Linked DNA regions of Homo sapiens: region 2 is linked to region 1. A link is an interaction called in ENCODE POLR2A ChIA-PET data of the cell type or tissue named here. Cell type or tissue: endothelial cell of umbilical vein. All regions are shown on one strand.

Region 1 (5,000 bases):
GATAAAATTTTAATGGATAATTTTCAGAAGCAGAATGTTAACCATTGGGAAAATATGAAGGGAAACTTAGCATTATAGTATAGGAGAAGCAAAGTGAAGGAATAAATTGACTATAAATACAGATAAACAATGCTACATAAAAAAGTTCTTAAAAGCTTTTCTTATCGAAAACAGAATTTCGACTTTAAAAAGGCCCTTACTATAATAGCAATATATATATATATATATGCTTTTTTGTTTCTGTGTCCATTTCTAAGTTTCTTTCCCCTAATCTTTTCTATTTTGTAAAATGATATGGGGAAAGGGAATCATACTGTAAGCTATACCATTAGATATACATTTGCACAGTGTTGATTTCTATTTTTGATGTTAGCTACAGAAGTGGGCATGTATACCCCTGGCTTCAATTAAGAGATAAGACAGAATGGTACTACATTCAGGCCTGCTCCTTTGCACTGAGGTTCTGCATTTCCTCTTTCCCCTTGCTGTTTAGTGTGAATTTCCCTGCCTGTATGGAGGGAAGGAGTCCAGTTCCTTCGCACCCACCCGCCCCCTTCTTTTTAAGGAGAGAGCTCAGTGCTGTACAAGAGCAGGGTTTCAGAGCAGACATTCATGTGCACAGTGTGACCTTCAGCATGTACCTTAACATCTTTGAGCCTCAGTGTTCCCATCCGTGAGATGGAAATAATAATTCCTACCTTATTGTATTCTTGTGATATTTGGGAATAATGCTCATGAATCACAGCTGATACAATGCTTAACACAAATGAGCTACTCAAATATTACTTTATGATGATACTATTTTATTTTTTGAGCTTCTCATACCTGCTGCCTTGGATTCTGCCTTCTTTTTAAGCTTTCCTGATCAATTTCATCACACAAGCTGGCAGCTATGGGCAGTGAGGGAAGGAAGGGGCAATCTCCTCACTAGACAGCCGTGCCAAGGTCACCCTGGTCCATCCATGAGGTAAGCCATGTGACAGCCAAACCACTGCAGGACCCTAAAAGTCACTATGTGACCTGGAGCCACAAACTCAAGGTGCTGGGGACACTCCAGAAAGGCAGATGCTGATCTCCTGCAAGAAGGGATCTTCTTCCTCAGAGACACTGAGGATGACCATCAATTTCCCTCACTTAACACCGCTTCTCGCATAAGATGCTGTACAGGGGACCTCACCATTAGTTCAAAGTTTTAGAGCAGAATCAACTGTAACACAAATGTTCCTGTTTAAAAACGTGAGATCGAGTAACATGTTGAGCGTTTCTTCCCTCTGTTTTCCTTTTCTTTCTCTCTCAACCATCTTATCCACTTCATTATGTTTTTATGTGAGGGCTGGCCCTGGTTCCTAAATAATCTTGGCAGTATATTCTTTCTTCTCTCCAGCCCCAATACAGGATTTTGGACCAGGTAGATCATTAATAAATAGTATTTAAAATTGAACTTAGCCCTTTTACTTAAGGTGGTTTATTTAGCTGACTAAAAACTGATCCTCTTTATTAGCTAGGATGAGGGGACTTTCTGGTATAGTTGCTAATATGTAGGATTTAGAGTCAAACAGAACGAGACTGTTATCCTAACTCTGACATTAGTTAACATCTTGGGCAAATTTCTTAATGACTCTGAGTTTTCGTTTTCTCAATTATAAAATGGAAATAATAATTCCTATTTCTTAGGATTAGTATAAGTAGGATTGCCAGGTAATATACAAGATACCTAGTTCAATATGAATTGCAGATAAATAATGATATTTTTCATACAAATATGTCCCAAATATTGTACAGAACACATTTACACTAAAAAATTATTTATTGTTTATCTGAAGTTCACATTTAACTAGACACCCTATATTTTTATTTGCTAAGTATGGCAACCCTAATTATAAAGACTAAATGAAAAAATATACTGTAAAGCTACCAGCTTCATTCCCAGTAGGTAGTAGGATTCACTGAGTATTATCATTTCCTTCTTCCCTTGTTGGGTTGTTGTGAGATTAAATGCCTGTCACATAGTACTAATTCAATAAATTTTAGTTTGCCTTTCCTCTCAAGGTTCAGCCTCAGAAGAATCTGTGCTCTGTGCCTAACATTGGAGAAAAAGCCTCAACCGCTTGTGACATTTATCTCTAGGCTTTACTCCTCATCTCTACTCCCCAGGGCCTGTTTGTAGCATGCAACAGAGAGCGTGGAGTGGCCTAGTTAAAAGGACAAAGTAGACGGGACAGAGCTGTTAATACCGGTCCCCCTCAACTTAAGGCAACTTTATCTTTGAAAATCTGAACTTACTCTGGAAGCAGATGTCTGAAGGAGTGATTATTCCCGTGATTTTATAAAATGTTCCATTACAAAAATTCTTTAAATTGTGAGCTCTCTAAAGAGTTCCAAAACAAAGTTTTAAAAAGGATTTGATTTACAAAAACATAGACGTAAGATAACCTGTTCAGCAATAAATCTGTTACCTAAAGAGTGTGATAAAGGCGTTACTAACAGCTCTATAAAACTTGCTTCCAGAGGCACCACTCAGCCCCCAGGTCAGCTTTTCCGGACACTGTTATTCATCTGGCTAGAAAGGCTTTCAGCTGTGACTATTGCCAAAGGCCCTCCTGGGGTGGTGGCCAGGCATGAACTTGGCTGCCCACAAAAGATACAGGCAAGGGTTTTAAGGACATGTTTTCTTTCTTTCTTTTTTTTTTTTTTCTTACAAGTTAAGTGTTGTTGCTCTCTGAGAAGCCTGAGATAGTGCATAGGATATGATTCAACGGAAAGTTTTTGTATGAGAAAATGGCTCTTTCAAAGTGGGCTATCTGAGGATCAGCACATTTGGAGTCTGTCTGACCCACATTTCCAAAGCTACAGCTGGCTCCACTGGACTGGGGCATGTGACAAGCATCCTGGGAGAAGCTGTCCAACATTGGGAAGGGAACACTTCCAAGTCTGGAGAATAGTTAGGGCTAAAACCTATGAATGTCTCTAGATTACACACTGGGTCTTTCCAGGGGAATGAAGGCTTTGGCTGACAGCAGAAAGCAGGTACTGTCCACTTTCTTAGGCTCACATTCTCATGTAAACAGGCCAGGCGGCCACATACTCTGCACCAGCTGCAGCTTCTGGGTGGTCCTGCTAGGAAGTTCCAAGTGGATTGCAGTGCAGTCATGTAGCTGGTGGTCACACAGCTAGAATAAGCATCTGTGGGAGACAGCAAAGGCATGTAGGCTCTCCACTCTCCAGTCTCGGGTGGAAAATCAAAGTAAAATCTGACTTCCCCGAGAAGTCTGTTCTCCAAAATTAAAAAATAAAATGGAACAAGACAAAATCATAGAGTCAAAGAGTGGGTGGATTTTTCTGACAGGCAATTCCTGATGTAAAGATTATTCAGTTCTGCTTCCCCGTTCCTCTTGGGAATATGGAAGTAGAGCCTTTGTAAATGCATGTTAATTTATCAGTGTTATTGCATACTAAGCTATGAATGACATTATGACACTTTTCAGCATCTCTCCTTAGGAAGGCATAACAAGGGTATTGCTGAGTTGGAATTCCCCCTCCACTACTTATTACCTGTTTGACAAGTTACTTAACCTCTCTGTGCCTGTTTTGTTATCTGTAAGTGAGAAATACTAGTAACTCCTTAAAAGGGTCGTTGTGAGAATATAAATGAATTAATATATATAAAAGTTTAGAACACTGTCCGGCATAGAGAGAGCCCTAAGCAAGGATTAACTGTAATTAATATAATGAAAATGACATTAATGTTATGGACTATATTTGTATTGTGCTTTGTAGTTATAAAGCACTTCCACTTCTTTTTGGTGAATCTGTAGTTAAGGTGAAGTGGAGTAAGACTGAAGAATCTCTATTTTTCTTAACGAGGTAAGCGAGAAATAGGAGTAATCATACTATATGAGATTATCCCAGGTAGAAAGGGTGATGTATGTAACTCAAGAGTAGAAGAGGGAAATTCCATAAAGGAGATACTGAGGTGGTTGCTGGGTTGGAATTGAGAACCCAGGTAGAAGAGTAGTAGAATACAAGCAGTGTTCAGGGCTGTGGACAGCAAGGGGAATGGAAATGGATAGAAATCCAAAGAAATGTTTATAAGGAGTTTACAAATAAAAATCAGGAGTCTTAATATGGTTCAGCAGACAGCTAAGGTCTTAAAGGAGTATTTTGCAAATTGAAAACACTTAGTTTTCCTGGTTCTACATTTTACCCCAAAGTCAATTACAGATGAAGGTCTAAGAGCTGAATATATTAAAAATTAGAGAACATAGAGTAACAAGAAGAGAAGAAAATTGAGAATTCATCAAACATTTGGGATAGGTTTAACTTTCTAAAATTAGAATCAATAGAAGAAAATTGATACATGGTGGCATTGAACAAGTACTTTTGAGTATTCACATTTCCGTTTTGATACCCATAGACCAAATCAGGGAAACCCATTTCAGGTCACAAAGATATTACTTCCTACAGAGGATCTTGGCTTCTCAAGGTTCCATCTTTCCATCAAGACCATTAGGTAGTGCTTTATAATCTGTGGGGCCCAGCACAAAGTGAAAATTTGGAGGCCTTTTTCGAAATGCAGGAAACAAGTGCTATTAAATGTACTAAATTATAAAATGCTTTCCCGTCTTCTATGGTCTCTCTTCTGAATTGTCATGATTTCTTTTTTATTTTCTGTTTAATGTCATTCTAAATAAGAAAATAAACAAATGCAAAACAAACGCAAAATATTTCACATGTATATTCTATTAACACTCTACTTTTGGCTTACTAGTGAATAAGGATAGACTAAAAGGAAAAGGAACTATGGATTGGCCTATCATCTCCTTTCATTCCACGTCGTCGTTTCCAGCATAAGTGATTGATTAATGCACAGAATTGACATGGGTAGAAAGGATCCGATAGAGTTCCTTAATTGTTTGTGTTTCTTAGAACTCCATGCCTTCTTTCTGTGGTCTGTTTTTGAAGCTAACCAGAATTCTCCTGGAATGAAAAGCATGGCCTCT
Region 2 (5,000 bases), 130 kb after region 1:
TGGAGTTTATAATAGCAATAGGGAGTAACAAACATAAACAATATTTTAAAAGTAAATTATATCATATGCTATAAGGAAGTGCTATGGGAAAAAAAGACAAAACGTATGGATCATGTAATGGTGATCAAGAATAAAGAGAGAAAGGTTGGATTTCACTGTTAAATAATGTGGTGAGGAGGAGAAGGTGGGATTTAAGCAAAGACTTGAAGTGGATATCTAGGAGGAGAGTGTCTTAAACAGAGGAAATAGCTGGAATAAAGGCCCTAAGGTAGGAGAATGTCTGGCATTTTTGAGGAACAAGGAGGTCACTGCGACTGGCGTGAGAGGGTGAGAGGCAGAATAGAGGTGCTGATGTCACAAGGACTCTGGCTTTTACTCTGAAAAAAATAGGTTAACAAATGTTTCTTCTTCCTGGCAAGAAAGTGACCTGCACTTAGGAAGTATCTGGAAGTCTGGGATATTGAAGTCAGCTATATGGAAAGCAGGGGGGGTGGCACTTATTTGATAGGAAAAGATGAAAATAAAACACATCATCGTCCCTAGGAGCACTTTTACAAGTGGAATACCTTTAAGCAAAATGGACTGAAACGAAACAAAGAGATTCTAGCTAGAAAAAGGAAAGTGGCAGTTCTTAATAGGCAAGTGACAGAACGCCAAAGCGTTGGATGTGTTACTTGACTGAATGAGTCTCAGTCCACTTCCATGGTAGCCTTTGCAAAAAGTGACTGACTTTCACCACTTTAAGCTGCTGTACCTTCTTAAGCTTGTGTACTTTCTGTAGTGCTCCTCACTATGTGGTCCATGGACCGCCAGCATAGTATCACCGGGGGACACTTGTGAAAATACAGGTCCCTGGACCCTACCCAGGCATAGTGGATAATGCTGTCCAGGTAATTTTTACACATCTAAAGTTTGAGAATATGGAACAGAAAGACAGCTTTTTAAGGCTCCCTCTGACTCTGGATTCCTATGAACAGTTTCCCATGCCAGGTCCCCAGAATGTTCAATTTTGTGTGTTTTTGTTTATTGCTGTCAGGGCCATAGATCTTTGGATCAGATAAAGAGAAAAAAGTTGAGAAACATGCCTTTTGATATTGTCACAGGGAAAGGGAGATGATTTAAATAAAATTTTACAGTGTTGCTCATTTCCATAACTGTACAAACATGAAAAATGTTGTGAATAGTTACTGGGTGAAGGTGACCTTTTCATAGTGATGTTTGGATTTGAGGATATATTAATTTTTCTGAGTGTACATGTTGTTTATTGTGATGGTTTGAGCCAATGAGAAGTAATAATGGTTAAATATCTGAGATCTATTGCCTTGTTAGCTATGTTAACAGCCAATGACAACATAATCTAAAGAGATTTACTGTTTGGCTTTAGAAGTAGTATCAAGCTAAAAGTATAATTAAAACATTTATTAGCCTGCCAAGTTAGAGAGAGTAGGTTAAGACTTACAGTTTCTGAAGAGTTGGCAATGCCTTCTTCCCAATTTTGTCTTATGTCCACCTTGCCCCATGCACTATCCCCACATACTCTATAGCAACTGAGAAAATGAGCTCACTAATTTTTTTAAATTTGTAGTTTGAGACCCAAAGACTTGAAAAACATCCTTTGTTGCAAAACCAGCAATTATTGCAATTCTCTAATTACCACGTCTGAGACCTTTCTTCATGCTGGGATGATGCAGACGGTCTCTTGATTTTTTAAAGGTCAAATTACGTTGCTTCAGTATCTTCTGGTGATGGGCCAAATGAGACTAGCTTAATTTAATATGTCTCTGCTGCTTTTCTTTCAATCCAAAGGGGCATCCATCATGGGCTTCTCATTCTGACTGATATTGATCAGGTAATTGCCCTCAGCTTGTCAAACTATCATGATTTTTATAAGAATGAGTCTTTTCTAGAAGAAAGCAGACCCTGAGAGAGATAACAAAGATTGCTAATAGAACTTTGCCCAAAAGCAAGTCAAAGTAGAAGGCAGGATTAGAGAGAGAGAGGAGCTAGAGGAAGGAAGAGGATGAAGAGAGAAAGTAGAGATAGTGCTGTGTCCCAAAATGTAATAATGTAAATTACTATCATCCACTTAGTACAATTCAGAAAATAAATTCCAGGCCAGCACATAACACAATTCAAGGAAAAACAAAAACAACAACAAAAACAAAAACAAAAACAAAACACAGTTTTAACAGTCACCAACTGTGTGGCTTCTCAGAGTAAATGTTTAAAAAATTACCAGCCTCATTTAACGTTCTGTCTGAGGATCCAGGTGGATCCTAATCTTGCGGCTCAGGAACATCATTTACTGTTTCTTAACTAGTCTGAGGTAAATAAACATTTGCCAACTCTAATTTATCAAAAATTATCGGGGTGAAGATGGAACCTAAAATAAAAGAAAAAACTCCTGCCTGGAAAAGAGTTCCTCCAGGAAACTGTCTAAGGTTGACTTGAGGAACATTTTCCTAATATGACTGACACACCAAGCCCAGGGATGTCCTGAGAGAAGCATTCCCATCAAGACATGCTGAGCAGCATAAGAGAAAATTTCAGCTGAATGCCTTTCTGTGAAAGTAGAACAGGCTTACAATAGCTCATGTGAAGAGTGTAGAAAGTCAAAGTGAGCCCACGTCTAGTGTATCATTATCGTTAACAACTGTGTTTCAGGGAGTGCTTGGTATCCAAGAGCTGTTTCAAGCCCCAGGGAGAGCCAAGCTGCTGCAAGGGCTTCAGATAATCATCTACCATCACTACAGATATTCGAGACTAACTTGATGCCCTCTGTTGAGAGTACTTGAGAATAAAGAATGCAGCTTTGTCACCTTGAGAAAATTCTTCCAGTAATAGTTCCTTAAAACACCAGTACCTTCAGGGAAACTGCTTTAAGACAGTTGACTCCTTACTCAGGTCCTTTTTCAGATCTCCGTTGGTCTTAGGCCTTCTTACACGTGGAGACCTTTCCCCGCAACATGTCAACACTTTCTAAAAGTGTACCCATGACCCCCATTCAGCCTAATATTGTTGTCATTTTTTGAAAGGATATTTGTAAAACTTTTTTGGTAATTATTTGGCTATAAGTGATTCACTTGATTCACAATTTGTTATGAGCTCTCAGCAATCATGCATGGATGGAAATTTTGCAATGAGAAAATCTAAACCTACAAATTGTTTTCAAATGCAGTGAAGTTTTAATGAACACTAAATGTAACAATTAAGTTGGCATGATAGCACATCATGTAGGCATTTAATAGATTTCTTAAAATCCATTCTATGGTTTTCTTTTTGGCATTTTGGAGTCATTTTTAGCATGATAATCTTATACCATATCTTCTGTGAATATTTGATCCAGTCTTGGTACTCTCAATGGTAACTGTATCATGAAAAATATTGTTTGTTAGATCTTCATGGTAGATTTGTAGTAGAATTTTTAGAGGTTTCCTTCTTGCAAAGCAAATCTCATATTGTGGTTCATTTACCATTAAGGTCCAGAAATATCCTGAATTGGACAACTATCAGAGTAGTTACACCATACAGGATGTGATATTACCCCAGGCAAGTATGACCCAAGGACAAGTTCAATTTGGGGCTCCACCTGAAACTATGTAGGTGCTCCCTAGAGAAGGATCACAATAAATTGAAGTTACTGAGGAGGGAAAGAAGATGCAGAGAAAATAACTAAAGGAAATGGAAAGTGTTCTTTTCAGTTTTCATTTCTGGGACTCAAGATTTCCTCTTCTATTTTAATTTCTTTCCCACACAGTGTCATTTTTCCTACCTATGTCTCAAAAGAATTGCCAGTGTCATATTGGGCTAACACAGTAAACACACATAGATGCAGCAGGTGAAAGACCTATTCCATTGTGTTCCTTCCCTCTCCTAGCCTTACCTTCCCCCAGAAGAACATGGATTACTGACTTAGTTGAGATGTTTGCTTGCACACCTCTGCATGTATGCTGAGCTATATGCATGTACATTCACAAATGAGTACTCTTAGTGTTTTCCTATTGGGACTCATCCTCCCTGGATGGCAGGTGAGTCTGTAAACCTTGCATCAAACTCACCAAAAATCCTCTTTACCCATCTCCCTCTCCTTTCCTGGCTCCTGGCCCCAACCCTCTGTGGGTCATTAAAGCAAATTTGCATCACCTTGTAGTTGAGAAATCTTAATTTCTGAATACTTTCTATGAATACCACTACCCAGGGTAAACGCTATTTATTTTATTTTGTTCATATTCCTTGCACTGATGCATTTCTTACATCAGAATTTTTTCTCCTATTCAATGGTGATTTATGTTTCTATATATGTATGTGTACACATCTATGTGTGTGTTTGTAGTTTGTGTGTGTGTTTACCATGGTCTAGCCCACTTAATGCTCCTATTCTTTCACATTTTCAAAATTAACAATATTTGTGTAAAGGATAAACTCTCCATTTTAAGGAGCCCTTTTTCTTTCTTAAATCATGTGTGGAATGCACCTTTTGGCTCTTCCCTGTGTAAATAATGTGTAAAATAATCAAAGCACCATCACGACTTGACAGCTCGGGCCTTTGATAAATAGGGCTTTATGTGGGATTATCATATGACATTTCCAAACTAAATTATATTTGAGTCATATAGGGTACTATTGCATTATCATCCCTCATGTAAAATTTGTACATCTTACAAGGATTGGAAGAAAAGAAAGGGATCTGAATTTGGATGCCCTTTATTTTGAACATGAAATTTTAAAAATAAAAAAATAAAGTCATTTATTTAACATTTCCCTGACTGCCTATCTAAGATTTCTGAACTTCTGAAGAGTATCTTATGTGCAGTATTGTCTTGGATTCTATTACTTTGTATACTTAAAATTAACATGTTCAGAAATCCTTGAAGATGAGCTAATTTACCACTCTCTTTACAGATGAGGGAACTAAGCAGAACTAAAAACACATTTCAAATCTCCCTACTCCTTGCACAGTGTTTTCACCTAACCTTATGGCTTGCCTAGATAACCATATA

What was found. ChIA-PET counts read pairs that join two places held together with the same protein. Peaks named below come from ENCODE experiments on the same cell type or tissue, not always from the same donor. Only the 100,000 strongest peaks of a DNase experiment are listed, where the experiment ranks them.
Region 2: POLR2A ChIA-PET joins it to region 1 with 5 read pairs; 2 of 35 experiments call an interaction of 5 or more read pairs at or near these places.

Annotation. Positions count from the first base shown.
Region 1 is chr1:87,965,765-87,970,764 of GRCh38, forward strand. LOC101927871 (a long non-coding RNA gene) reads left to right here. Exons shown (of 3, transcript XR_426720.4): 3 at 857-967. The region is part of intron 1 of LOC105378836 (a long non-coding RNA gene); the gene reads right to left. Among named protein-coding and RNA genes, the nearest start is that of LINC01773, 62 kb to the left of the region's middle. RefSeq lists enhancers at 2,530-3,031, 3,032-3,531. In endothelial cell of umbilical vein, no CTCF peak of the experiment used is centred here; a DNase peak (open chromatin) is centred at 2,677; H3K27ac peaks cover 1,562 bases.
Region 2 is chr1:88,092,933-88,097,932 of GRCh38, forward strand. No RefSeq gene overlaps it. Among named protein-coding and RNA genes, the nearest start is that of LINC01773, 190 kb to the left of the region's middle. In endothelial cell of umbilical vein, no CTCF peak of the experiment used is centred here; no DNase peak of the experiment used is centred here.